Linked DNA regions of Homo sapiens: region 1 is linked to region 2. The links are chromatin contacts, found by Hi-C or POLR2A ChIA-PET in ENCODE. All regions are on one chromosome and are shown on one strand. The core of a region is the stretch at or near the end of the contact, and the rest is flanking DNA. Distances in the headings are between cores, read along the strand shown.

Region 1 (7,036 bases), core at 1,560-4,059, 800 kb after region 2:
ATTCCTTGGGATCCAGCTCTGTGGGATGTTAATAGGTGCTGTATGAAAACTGATTCATTTCCAAGTAGGTTTGGAAAAAATTGGTTCAGTATTAAATAAGTTTGTTTTTTGTTTTTTCTTTTTTTTTAGTGGTAGCACATCACCAAACAGGATATAGTATATAGTATTTCCCAAATGATTTTTTTTCCACGAGAATGTCACAGGGACCTAATATTCCATTTCTCTTTGGGAAATGCCGTATTTATGTATGAACAGTCTTATAGAATCATACGTTCAGACATGAGAGGGCTTAAAGGTTATCTAGGTTACCCCCCCACACACACACACACCCATGTCAAAATCCATTTTATATCACTCCAACAGATGGTCATCCGGCCTCTGCTGAATACAGACCTTAGCAGGAAACTTCCCATTCCAAAAGTCATTCCACTCCATGACTGGCCTCCTTTCCTTTTTTAACAAAGATTTTCCTTATAATTGAACCAAAAATCTGTTTCCCTGTAATTTACTCATTCCTTCTAGTTTTGCCATCTGGAATATTGGCAAAACAAGTTTGCTTTCTTTTCTGCAAGATGACTATCATGTTTCCTGTTCACCTTCTCTTCTTTAGATTGACTCTTCCTAGCTTATTCAATTCTTCCTCATATGAGGAAGTTTCTAGAATTCTCAACATCCTGGTTACTTTCCCCTGGAAAATGTCCAGTGTCCCTCTCAAAATAAGATAACTAGAATTAAACACAGTCAGCTGTGATCTGTCAAGCACACATGTTTAACTTTTTATTCAACAAATACTTCTGGAGCCACTGTTCTCCTTTGGGCACTATTCTGGAGGCTGGGGATACAGCAGACAAGAAGGCAGGCAAAGTCGGATATTTCATGGAGCTTCTAGTCTTGTAGTGGAAAAATCAAGTAAACCAGGAAACACATAAATAAGCAAGATGGTCTCTAGTAGTCAAAAATGTTACAAAGAAAATAAGATCAGATAATATGATAGAAAATATTTGCAGAGAGGTGGTATGTTTTTTATTTTGTTTATAAATAGAGACAGGGCCTTGCTATGTTACCCCAGCTGGTCTCGAACTCCTGAGCTCAACCCGTCTTCCTGTCTTGGCCTCCCAAAGTGCTGGGACTACAGGTGTGAGCCACTGGCCCTGCCAGGGTGGCATGTTTTGATCAGTGATGGGGAAAGCATCTCAGAAGGTGCCATTTGAGCTGTTCCTGAATAATACAGAGGAGCCAGGGAGTGAATGAAGATCTGTGGGCAGCACATTACAGCCAGAGGGAGTGGTGCATGGCAGGCTCTATGGTGAACATGAGTCTTGTCAAAAGAAAGAGAGGTCATGTGGAAAGTAGAGCAAGAGAAGAGGAGAGTCACTTCAGCAATATCAGAGAGGAAGGCAGCAGCCAGCGTATTTAAGGCATCATAGCTGTGTTACCATGGCTCAGGTAAGTATAGTTTGTAAGCATAGTAGGTGGCCATTGGAAGATTTTAAGCAGGAGAGTGTCACAAACTTCAACAGTTCATTCCAGTTGATTTGATCTTCCCACGAGTCATCATACTACATTATACTGCTGTTAGTCCAGCCCAGGATTTTTGGTTGTCGCCATTGTTTTTCTAAGAACCTAGTCAAACTTCTCATACAAACTTATTTTTGGCAAATTAAAATACCCAGATCTTTTAAAATTTTCTTATAATCTTGACAAAACCAGTAATTTGGAATCTCAGTGAAAAACATTTGTTGCTCTTAAATTTTATAATTTTGTTCTCAAGCCTTATTAGAATAATGTTGAATCCTGACTTTGTCGTTAGTAATACTAAAGCAGTCTCAGCTTTTGGGTTTTAAGTTTAATAAATAAATTTTTTATTCAAAGTTGGCAATAAAGTCATTGTATAGAGCATTTTTTTTTTTTTTTGAGACGGAGTCTTGCTCTGTCACCCAGGCTGGAATGCAGTGGTGCAATCTCTGCTCACCTCAACCTCTGCCTCCCGGGTTCAAGCCATTCTCCTGCCTCAGCCTCCCGAGTAGCTGGGATTACATATATAGGTCATTTCTAAGGACTATAGTCTGTTACAAGTATCCCTTTAGTTGAAAGAATCCATTAAGCGACCTTTTCTCAGGATAGCTTTTCAACCACCTGCTAATATTTGACTACATGAATTTTCATTTCCTCATATTTTTACTGCAAGGATAGCCCATGAGATAATTCAACACATATAGGTCTCTTAGTCTGCTAATCCTGTAGGAAAAGAAAAGAAAATTAGCATAATATCTAGGTGAATGTATAATGGCTCTTAGTTAACATTTCTTTGTCTAAATATTCATAACCCAAGGGATGATTGAAGTTTAATCAATAGTTTCTAAAATCCTTTCCCCCGCTTTTAAAAAAATAAGCATAGCATTTTCCTGACTCCTGTCCTTGGGGTGGAGATTGGGGAACAAGTAAAAGCTTATAGAGTCTTGTTTGATAAAAAACATTTTTTTCTAAGGGAAAGGAATAGCAACATTTGCTGCCACTTAAAATCCATCCTTAAAATTCACACAAAGCACATTTATTGCTTACTTTCACAATGATCTAGGGACCAAAGAGTAACAAAAAACAAAACAATAAATAAATGCACAATCGGGCATCTCTGCTGTCAAGTATTCCTTGAAGGCCTGGCAGAATCTGACATGGAGTAAGTTACTGGAAGCCGGATTTAGTCAATTACCTGTCTTTTTGCTCCTAATGTTCAGAATCCAGTAAATGGCTGTAGCCTAAGGTAGAGAAGTACCAGTTAAGTGCATTTTGACTGTGGTTTAAGCAATCGAGGTCGTCTCCAGCTTCTTTGGAACAATGCCATTCTTTAGCATGACATGGAGGGTAACTATGTGCTTATTCACTAGATGGAATACCTGCTTCATGTAGTTGGCTGGGCTCTGTTACCATCTGTTTCTTTCTTTGTTTCTTTCTGTTTGTCTGTCCCTCGCCCTCTCTTTCTCTCTCCCTCTCTTTCTGTCTCTCTCTCTCTCTCTCTTTAACACACACACACACACACACACACACACACACACACACACACACACACACACAACTTTTTAGAGTCATGGAGAGAGGGTCTCATTATGTTGCCCAGGCTGGTCTTGAACTTGTAGGCTCAAGCAATCCTCCCACCTCAACTTCTTGAGTAGCTGAGACTACAGGCATGCACCACTGCACCTGGTTTCAATATTCGTATTGTCAGTATCTCATCAGTTTTTGACTATCGCCACCTCTATCTATTTTATAGGGAAAGAAAATCTTTCTTTGCCCTAATATCTAAGTAGCTTAGGCACACCTGAGAACTGGGAAACCATTCCCAACCATTGCCAGTGGGGAGACGTCCTGCTTCAGTGTGATACAGTTAGCCAGTGTTTATTGAGCCCTTCCCCATGCTCATGTTTGTATTCATCTCTGAGGAATGTCTCTATAGTGATCCTATTCTAGAGACATTTCCCCCCTCTTCTGGACAGATTAAACCCGAGAAGAACTTGCTGGTTCCTGTAAGCCGAGCAGCCTGTTTGTGCTGTGCCCTCATTCTAGGTGCATTCTTTGGCTGGCATATTTGTGGGCACAGAGTATTCACGAACAAGGTTTCAGCAGTTTATAGTCCCTAGGGGGCGGGGTGAGTCAAAAACATTGACTGTTTCCATTTGCCCTCTGGAGGCAGTGTTTAACCTCCAAGTGGATGTGGTGCCCAGAGGAAACAACCTCAACCAGGAACTGGCAGGCACCTGCCTCATCAGGGCATCAGTGTGCACAGGGAGAGAGGGAGTGTGTCAAAAGGTCCAGCCCATTTGGCTGTGGGGAGAGGCCTTATAATAACACATCAGTAGCATCACTTTACACATGCCTCTGCAGACACGAGCTGTCCAGCTCCCTGTTCCTCAGGGTGAGGCTGGGGTAGAGCTGGGAATGACGGACTCTGGGGACTGATGGAGGGCCATACCTTCGAGACCAAGGATGGTGTTCTCTTGCACATGCTTGCCACCTCTTATTGGTCCTCCGATTCCTAGGGAATTTTCTTTAGCATTCTTCTCAACTGGGCTCAGTTGTTGAAAGAGCACACACACACACACACACACACACACACACACACACACACATACATTTTAATCCTGTGCTTCACATGCTGTGAAGCTAAAGAAGAGTGCAAGAGGAAGGCAGCTTACATCAGATCTGACAGTCTTACTGATCGTTGCTGATAAAAACTGGCAAAGGGAAAAGTAATCGGAGCCTCGGGAATTCAATTCACTCCTTTAATCCACTCAGCAGATATTTTATTTTTAAAACACAAGCACAGCCATCAGCAAAATTGAGAGGCTGTGTGGGACCCCAAGGCACTTTAAACTTTTGAGCCCTCCTAACTCCCACTCCAGCCCTACCTTCAAATAGTCCCTCTTAGCCATTTCATCTGCTTGGGTGTATCCTCCTCACCATCCCTTTTCCTTATTCCCTAGAAGCCAATAAAAAAAAAAACTTGCCTGTTGGCATTAATTAAAAAAAGGAAGACACTTTATGATCTAGATCATCAGCTAGAGACTTGTGCAGTATATCATCCCTACTTTTTATGATTCTCATATTGTCTTCATGTCTTTCTCATTTGCAGCAAGTAGATGACACAGTGCTGCCCTCTAGCTGATTATTGGATTATAATGGCTTCTCTATTCCTAAGGCTATATATATATCTAAATATATATATATCTAAATATATCTAAATATATCTAAATATATCTAAATATATATAAATATATATATAAATATATATAAATATATATATATAAATATATATATATATAAATATATATATAAATATATATATTTTTTTTATCAGCAAAGAGAAGTGGACAGTTGTTTTTCATGTACGGCTTACCCCAGACAATCAGTAGAGCACCTCTGCTGCTTTATACTCTCTCAGTCCTCCTGAACCAACCTTCCTGGAATAATCTACTAATCTAAACCAGAAAACGAACTTAGTTCCACAGCAGATTTCAACTGTACCTCTATATTACAGCAGGTACCCTGTCAGATTTCTTCTATCGAGAAATGAAAAGATGTACACACGCCCATGTCTGTATGTCTTCCATTTATCAGGCAGGGAGAATTGATTATCTCAATTCTAAAGATATCAGCACATTTGGAGATATGTGGCTTTTATTCTAGGACCCTGGGATTCACATTTTAGCCTATAACCTTCAAATCTCCACATTCATTTTTCTCCACCCTAAGTGCCTGTGTAGTGATGTAATAGCACTGTTAACCATAATAGAATGATCAATGATTTTGAAAAACATAGTGTGTACCTTTCTCTTTGGGAGGAGGGTAAAAGCAACTACTGATAAGAAAGTAAGCCTTAGCCAGCTCCCCACGATCCATCTGCCAGTCAAAGCAGTTAATCTTATATACCCCTTCCCACTCAAGAAAGTTAGTGAACAGTTATTACATGGCTGCAATAATTATCTGTAAGCGTTATATCTACAGATGTAGACTGCATCTGTCTACAGAGAAGGCGCTGATTTTAAGCCTGCTTTGGCACCTAGTTTTAAGCCTTTGGCTTTATCAACCATGTACGTAGGTTGTCACCCATATAAATAGGTCCTATCCCTCACCATCCTGAGCCTTGATTTTCTTACCTGTCATTTGAGATAGTTACCTCACAGAATTGCCAGGAAGGTTAAAAGATCTGGAACACGTAAAAGTACTTTATCAAACCCTACATGCTTATTAATTGTAAGAAACTGCCCTGTGTCATTAAAAGAGCATGGGCTTTGGAATGAGACACAGGAACAGATTCCAGACCTGCTTCTCACTAGCTATGTGGCCTTTCACAGGAAGCCTAACTTCCTCGAGCCTTAGCTATAAAACGGAAGTAATACCAATCTACAGCACCTATATGGGAATTCAATCAGTAATGTGTTTAAAAGAAGGTCAGTGCTACATAGATTTAGGTTATTGGTGCCATTGTAAGTGGGAAAATAATATGTGTGATGCTTTAGTGAGTTGTGAGAGAGCATCCAAATGCCTAAGCACCTGGAGCACACTGCCTGGGCCTGATCCCTGACACTGCCATTTACTAACATTGTGGTGTCACATTTTTTGTAATTGCCTGTTTACTTCTCTCACTCACAAGTCTGAATTCCTTGAGTATGGAGAGATTGTCTTCTCACTGTGTGTGCAGCTCCTAGTGGAGTATCCAACATGTAGTAGAGAGAGAAAATGTGTTGAATGAATAAATGTGTGATTTTTATCATCTTCCATACATTTTATACTATGGTACCTCTTAGATATCATTTACATTTATAATAATAACTATGAATTGGAATGGGTAGGGCAGTGGCCAATTAATGTAGCTCATAGGAGATCCAGATGCTTCATTCTGCATCTCTAGGCTTCTTGATGCCTCTTGGGCCCTACTTGATAGGTTCTTATCTAAAGCCATAAATGCAATAGAGAAACAGAACACTTTAAAAAATATTACCTCCACTAAAGGCCGGGTGTGTTAGCTCAGCACTTTGGGAGGCCAAGGCAGGCGGATCACGAGGTCAGGAGATCGAGACCATCCTGGCTAACACGGTGAAACCCCGTCTCTACTAAAAATACAAAAAAATTAGGCCTGGTGGCACATGCCTGTAGTCCCAGCTACTTGGGAGTCTGAGGCAGGAGAATCGCTCGAACCCGGGAGGCAGAGGTTGCAGTGAGCCGAGATCACGCCACTGCACTCCAGCCTGGGCAACAGAGAGAGACTCCGTCTTTATATATATATATATGTGTATATATATATGTATATATATATACACATACACGTATATATATATATATATATATATATATATATATATATATATATATATATATATTTTACCTCTACTTAACCTCCCTGGATGATTGTCTTAGTGTCACATATATATATATATATATATATATATATACACGTATATATATATATATATATACACGTATATATATATATATATATACACGTATATATATATATATATATATATATATATATATATAT
Region 2 (7,067 bases), core at 3,583-6,082:
CACATAAAATAAATGTGTTGATTTAAAAGTACCAGGCATCTGATATCTTAGCAATAGCTTTTCAATTCCATAACCTCTTATTTTAAAATCATTTCAAACCACAGAAAAGTTGTAAGAATGCCATAAAAAATCCGCGTATACCCTTCACCCAAACTTCCCAATTAACATTTCACCAGATATATTTGATCATTCTCTCTATACAAACATAACACGCACATACACACACAAATATTTTCTTCTGAAACACATGACGATAAATTGCAGACATGATGCCTTTACCCCTAAATATTCCAACGTAATTTCCAAAACACAAGGACAATCTGTTATATAACTACAGCACCATGATCAAATTAGGACATTAACAGCCATAAATACTATAATGTACAGATCATATTCTTTTGAATCAATTATCCACAATAGAGCTTCTAAAGGGAAAGAAATCTGATTCAGATTCAAGATGATGCACATATTTTTAGACATGTGATTTTTTAATTTATTGTAGGCAGACTTAATTAAACTTAATAAATCCAAGGTAAACAGTACCCAACAATTTTATCCTACTTTGAAGACTATAATGTGCTTGTTAGTGATGTTTATTACCACTTCTCATTTAACCGCCAATACTTAACCAATAATGCTTGAGGGCAACAAGCCTTACTCATCTTTGTATTCCTCATAATTTATACACACTATGAATGTTTGAGAAGCAAAGTATGTTTGAAGTTTGAAAGATGTTTCAAAAAAATAGAAACAGCAGGGCTATTCTTTTCAGGTTAAACTCTCCATTAAGATTCTCCATGAAAGAAAAAAGGTAACTGTACATTAATACAATTAGAGAATAATAGTGTCTGAACATGAAACAATTTCTTTACTTGTGGTGTTTAACCATTTAGAATAAAGAAAATACTCCATAATCCACACTTCCACTGTGAACCTCTGAACAATGACTCCTTGGTCAAAGTCCTTTTTACAGCTAGTGCACTGCTGCTACATGCCATTGCTTCTAAGGTACACATTTATTCGTCTCTGATACCGACGGTATCTTCCTGTCACTGTGGGCCAGGTGGTAGTCATAACATAGTTCATGACATTATCTATGTGAGATCAAGAAGGCAGTAGCATCAAAACATGCAGAATGAAGGGCCAGGCGTGGTGGCTCATGCCTGTAATCCCAGCACTTTGGGAGGCTGAGGCGGGAGGATCACTTAAGGCCAGGAGTTCGAGATCAGCCTGGCCAACATGGTGAAACCCTGTCTCTACTAAAAATACAAAAAATTAGTGTGGTGCTGCATGTCTGTAATCCCAGCTACTCAGGAGACTGAGGCACAAGAATTGCTTGAACCCGAAAGGTGGAGGTTGCAGTGAGCCAAGATCTTGCCACTGTACCTAAGCTGAGTAACAGAGGAGGCTGTGTCTTAAAAAAAAAAAAAAAAAAAAAAAAAAAAAAAAAAATGCAGAATGAGAGTCAGCAGCTTGGAAGAAAATTCCAGGATAGACAGTAGAGCACACTTTTTAACAACTGCTACATTACTACCACTCTTAATGGCACACAGGGTGACAGTATAGGAAAAAACACTCACATGGACAACATGGAGGCAGAAAATGATTCAGAAGACTTGGGCTCTGAATGTAAGCTTCAAGAATATTGCTACCAATTCATTTCACTTAAATTTTCCTTTTTATTTATGAACATAGATAGAACAACTCCAATAAACATAAAATGAATATTCTAATGGATAGGAAAGCACTTTATCACAGCTTAACTGTCAAGGTTATTTCTTAGTGGAACATAAAATCTTAAAAATATGCCAGGCGCAGTGGCTCATGACTTTAGTAATCCCAGTACTTTGGGAGGATGAGGGAGATAGACCACTTGAGGTCAGGAGTTTGACACCAGCCTGACCGACATGGCAAAGCCCTGTCTCTGCTAAAAATACAAAAAATTAGCCAGGCGTGGTGGAACGTGCCTGTAATCCCAGCTACTCAGGAGGCTGAGGCACCAGAATCACTTGAACCCAGGAGGCAGAGACTGCAGTGAGCTGAGATTGAACCACTGCTCTCCAGGCTGGGTGACAGAGCAAGACTCCATCTCAAAAAATAAAATAAAATCTTATAATTACTGGCATCTTAAATGCAATAAAACACAATATTTCAAGCACAGAGAATACTGCTCAATGTTCTTGAAGAGTTCCTTCAGAAAAAGACCACAGCCAAGCCAGAAAGCATAACAACAATTACACCTGCTAGCTTTAAACTTCTCCAAACACTGACAAGGTTCTTGTAAGCCAGTGGGGGCACTGCAACATTCAAGCAGCCACTTCTTGAGGCTGCATTTCAAAAGGCAGGATCTCTATCTCCATTATAACATGTTTCTGCCTCATAACAGGGCAAGCAAACAGCGCGGGGAGATAGCATGACACACACACCCTTCCAAACCAAAACACAGCTGCTCTGTTAAATTTAGACCTACCAACCTTGACAGTACCCTTTTAACTACTATTTTTTCCCTAATTCTCTGGGGTGCTTTTTTTAAACCTAGAAGCTGCCAACAGCATTTTTCTACTAGCCAAGTTATTCTAAGCATCATATCCAAATAATGCAACATAAATAAATTCTTCTAAAGCAATAGATTTGTTTAAACGTATACTCTTGCACCTTGATCATTTTTATTTTTTTCTAATTTTTAAATTTTATATATTAGTTCTAGGCATACACACATATGTATATGTATGAATGAACATTTAGAGATAAAATTGCATTTCAGGCTGCTTGAGGATAACCTCAAAAAAAGACAATTCTCATTTATAAATGTTCACAGACATATACAAATAAGCTCATAATTATAACTATATGTAGCTATATAACTATAGCTGCAAATCTAATCATTCGTTCAAAAAAATGTTTTGTCCAAGTATAATCGCAGTGTTAGGAAACAAAGACGAATGAAAATGGTTCTTATCTAAAAAGCTCAGAATCTATCAAGGGAATCTTAGAGATAACAGTCCATTCCACCATCTGACAGATAAGAACACTAAGGCCCAGAGAAATAAAGAAACATACCCAAGGTAAAACAGCCAGTTGGTTATAAGGTTGAGATAGAAGTATTTCTAGTCAGCAATCCAATACCATGCCAATTTAGTCTCTACTGATTCTACAATGTTCTAGGCATTAGGTTAGCCCTGAGTTAAGTATTATTCCAATGTTATAAAGAGCCCCATGGTGACTCAGGGCTGGCTGGTCCCAAAACCTGAGCCCCCTCATTGTATCAATTGCCTCTGTGCTAACCATTCTGCAGCTACAGACCTTCACAGACTCTGGCCTCTGTCTCCCTGAAAAATGACCCGACACAGCATCAAAGTATTTCCATGTGCAGGTACTAAATCCTCCCTCCCTCCTACATAAAGTTTAGTGGAGGAGAGGAATGCAATCGTTGATAGCTTTGAAGCAGAGAAAAGCAAAAACAAAAAACCACCACCATCATACTTGAAATAGTGAATAAACAAAAGCCAACCAAAATTATATCAACTATTATAAAAGTGAATTGTTACAATCCCTTGATGTCACTGACCAGCCATGCCAGCCCTGGGCAAAACAGCAAGCAGGAGAAAGCTTGCCTTTGGCATTAGCCTGTACTGCAAAAAAACTTCAGTGACTAACGAACTGTTAAAATGCTCATACTAACATATCTGTGGTTGACACATTATTTTCTTAAGTGACAAACACACATACACAGACACACATTTGTATGTATACAAATGTTTGCTTGTAATCAAAACTGCATAGAGACAATAACTGAACTCAGATGTTGGAATCCAAAGTTGATATTTCAAACCCTCTCACAAGACATATGGAAAACCTGTACAGAAAGGAGCCAACCTTGACCGCAGCTATGGAAAACCATGCCAACTCTTCAGGGGTGCCATAGCTCATTTGTATATTCGTCATTAAAAAGTAAAATGCTATTTGGGTTTCCAAGTTAACCCAAAAACCCATGATAAGCCTGAAGAATTATTCTAACAACAATATTTCATCTGTACTCATTCTTTCTTTGGGAAAATGCATTCTGGATCCCTTTGTTCCATAATGGGAATTGCCCAAGAAAGACTAGTGGCTTTGGCACACAGCTCCTATCACTCTAAACTTCCTCCAAATTCACACGGCATTTTCTCTATATTTTTCTCTTGGCAGTCACTGCTTTTTACAATTTCTTAATAGTTGCTTATTTATAGCTATGTTAGCCCCTGTCACTCTTGGACATCACAAATATAGTAAGAGGCAAAGCTGAAGGCCAGGCTCAGTCACGTCAGGGCTTAAATATCTATCAATATTCGTGCTCCTTTCACCTAACCACAGTGCTGGCTGGCCATTTATTCAATAGGTGTCTCAGAGCAAACTCTTGGGTCATGCACAGGAGGGATGGGGACTATTTGCAACACTCAGAGAATCTCCCACCAAATCCTGACGCCTCTGCCTCTCTCTGGTCTAGTGAGCACTCAAATTTATACTTGGAAAGACCTACTGATTCAGCCCAAGCCATTCCACTGAGCAACACTCTGCTAGTCACGGGACACGTCATGAGAAGCCAAATATAATACTTTTGCTATGACAGAGTCTATGAAGAATCCCTAGTAACAATCACATGTGTGGTGAAGAACCACCCACTTCCACTATTCCTTTAAATCAGGGTCAAGTAGATTGTGTCTCCCTCCCAAGACGTTAATCTGAAGCATCCCATTCTTCAAAATAGTTGGCAATTATATGAAAAAGAAAAATGCATACATAATAATGCTAAGTGTCCTAAAGAATGACTCTGGTGATAAAGTGTCAGAAAATAACTGTTTTATTTAAGTTACTTGATGATGATCTCATTCAAGATTTCTTGTGGTTAACTGCATGATAAATACCTTCTGGCTATGATCTTTGTTCATTTTTCAAGAGGGCAAAATTTTGCATGAATGAACACACAAGAAAAGATGCTCCCTGCTCTTTCATCAACACAGAAACCACTAGTCCCCACAATGTGGAAGAAAAAAGAAAACTGCATTAAACAATTTATCTAAGGGCATGTTTTATTAATAAGTATTGCTTCATTAGTGCACAAATGCTATTTTAATGTAAAACATACTTTTAAAAATAAAGTACCTGTTAATGAGAAGTACAAGATCAACAGGCTAAAAAACAAACTATACCTACCTCTTCATTCTGAAGGTGACAGAAAAATAGCACCATTCCTTGTACTTCTGCCAATGCTATGCCTATTTATTAAGATAAAGCAATATATTACTCCATGAAGACAAACTTCTTCAATGACTTGAAACAAAAATATACTGTCCAAATATATCCAACAACGACATTCTGCTAATACTAAAATAACTTAGTGCAGTATTTCTCTGACAGAGAGAATGAGGTCATTCTGCATAGGCTCACAAGAATTCCCTCTCACACTGCCTTGCATCTCTGAAATGGTTAATGAAGTCCCAAAGCACATGCTATGAGCTCCCAGTCCAAACTTCAAAAAATAACAATAAATATTATATAATGCAAGTCCCTATGTATATACGGTAAACATAAAAACAGGAAAAAAATGCATTTAAAGATACTTTTGTTAAAATTTGACAAAATTTCAAAAGTATTTCAAAAGCTTTATTGACACAAAATGTGTATAACATAAAATTTACCCATTTAAAGTACCATGCAATGGTGTTTAGTATATCCTCAGAGTTGTGCAACAATCAGCAGTGACTCCCTATCCTTGTTACCACCACCACCACCCCAGCCCTAGGCAACCACCACTTCTGCTCTTTATACATTTGCCTATACTGGACATTTCCTATAAATGGGATCATTTAGTATGTGGTCTTTTGTGACTGACTGCTTTCATCAAACATGTTTTTGAAGTGGAAAGTATTCTGAAGAAGCTGGGGATGATCACAGGCCCATCCATTCATTCATTCCATTGTCAAGTGTTTCTTGAGCACCTTCTACAGGTCAGACAGATGCCATATGGGTCACAAAGGAACCAGGGGCTCTCAGGTATGCCTTCTGCCCACAAGGAGCTTAATGTATAGTAAAGGTGCTAACAGAGTTATAAATAAGTAACCGTTTTTAAAATGTAGAGGGGCCTGGCATGGTGGCACTCACCTTTAATCCCAGCTACTTGGAAGGCTGAGGTGGGAGTATCACTTGAACCCAAGAGTTTGAGTTCAGCCTGGGAAAAACAGTGAGACCTCATCTCTTTAAAAAAACAAAAATTATGTATTCTTAATATATAATGATATGTATATAAAATATACACATATAATTTTGCATATACTTATATGTTTATAATATACTTATATATTATAATTAATTATAATTATATTATCTATTTAATTAGAATAATTAGTTGAATATATTATATATAATTGTTATATATTTATAATTAGTTGTATTATATATTTGATTATAATTAATTATAATTATGTTATATAATTATAATAGTTATGTTATATAGTAATCATAATTATATTTGTTATGTATTTATTATAATTAATTATAATTATGTTATGTAATTAATTATAATTGTTATATATTTATTATAATTAATTATAATATAATTGTTACATATTTAATTATAATTGTTTATAATTATTATGTATTTATTATAATTAATTCTAATATAATTGTGTTATATATCAAATTATAATTAATTATAACATGTGTTATACATTTAATTATATTATAGTTAATTATATATAATTATATGTGTGTGTATACATAAAATACTGACTGCCAAGAGAAAAATATAGATAAAATGTCATGTGAGTTTAGAGGAAGGCAAATAGGATCAAGAAAAGTTCTGTTGAGGTGACTTTGGAGGTGATATCTCTCCCTCACTCCTCCCCCACCATACTCACACATATATATTAATTAAAAATAGTATAAAGATGTAAGGATAGAGCCAGGGCAGTGGCTCACACCTGTAATCACGCCTGTGCTTTGGGAGGCTGAGCAGAAGAATCACTTCAGCCCAAGAGTTAGAGACCAGCCTGAGCAACAGAGTGAGACCCCGTCTCTACAAAAAAGAA

Evidence for each region. A loop is a pair of places that touch in the nucleus more often than their neighbours do. ChIA-PET counts read pairs that join two places held with the same protein, here RNA polymerase II (POLR2A). Pooled maps may share reads with other maps.
Region 1: a map of mammary epithelial cell shows a loop between it and region 2 (4-fold over the local background). The contact joins two enhancer-like sites. A Hi-C loop is called at or near these places in 1 of 168 maps with a recorded cell type or tissue (mammary epithelial cell) and 3 of 50 pooled maps. POLR2A ChIA-PET finds 5 or more read pairs at or near these places in 1 of 52 experiments (AG04450).

What each region holds. Positions count from the first base shown.
Region 1 is chr7:133,850,327-133,857,362 of GRCh38, forward strand. The region is part of intron 11 of EXOC4 (exocyst complex component 4); the gene reads left to right. Among named protein-coding and RNA genes, the nearest start is that of LRGUK, 270 kb to the right of the region's middle. Within about 2 kb of position 2,810, at least 3 of the 41 ENCODE cell types and tissues checked have a DNase peak (open chromatin) inside an H3K27ac peak, as active enhancers do; they include mammary epithelial cell, where a contact is called at or near this core.
Region 2 is chr7:133,048,924-133,055,990 of GRCh38, forward strand. All of the region lies in intron 2 of CHCHD3 (coiled-coil-helix-coiled-coil-helix domain containing 3), which reads right to left. Among named protein-coding and RNA genes, the nearest start is that of MIR3654, 18 kb to the left of the region's middle. Within about 2 kb of position 4,833, at least 9 of the 41 ENCODE cell types and tissues checked have a DNase peak (open chromatin) inside an H3K27ac peak, as active enhancers do; they include mammary epithelial cell, where a contact is called at or near this core.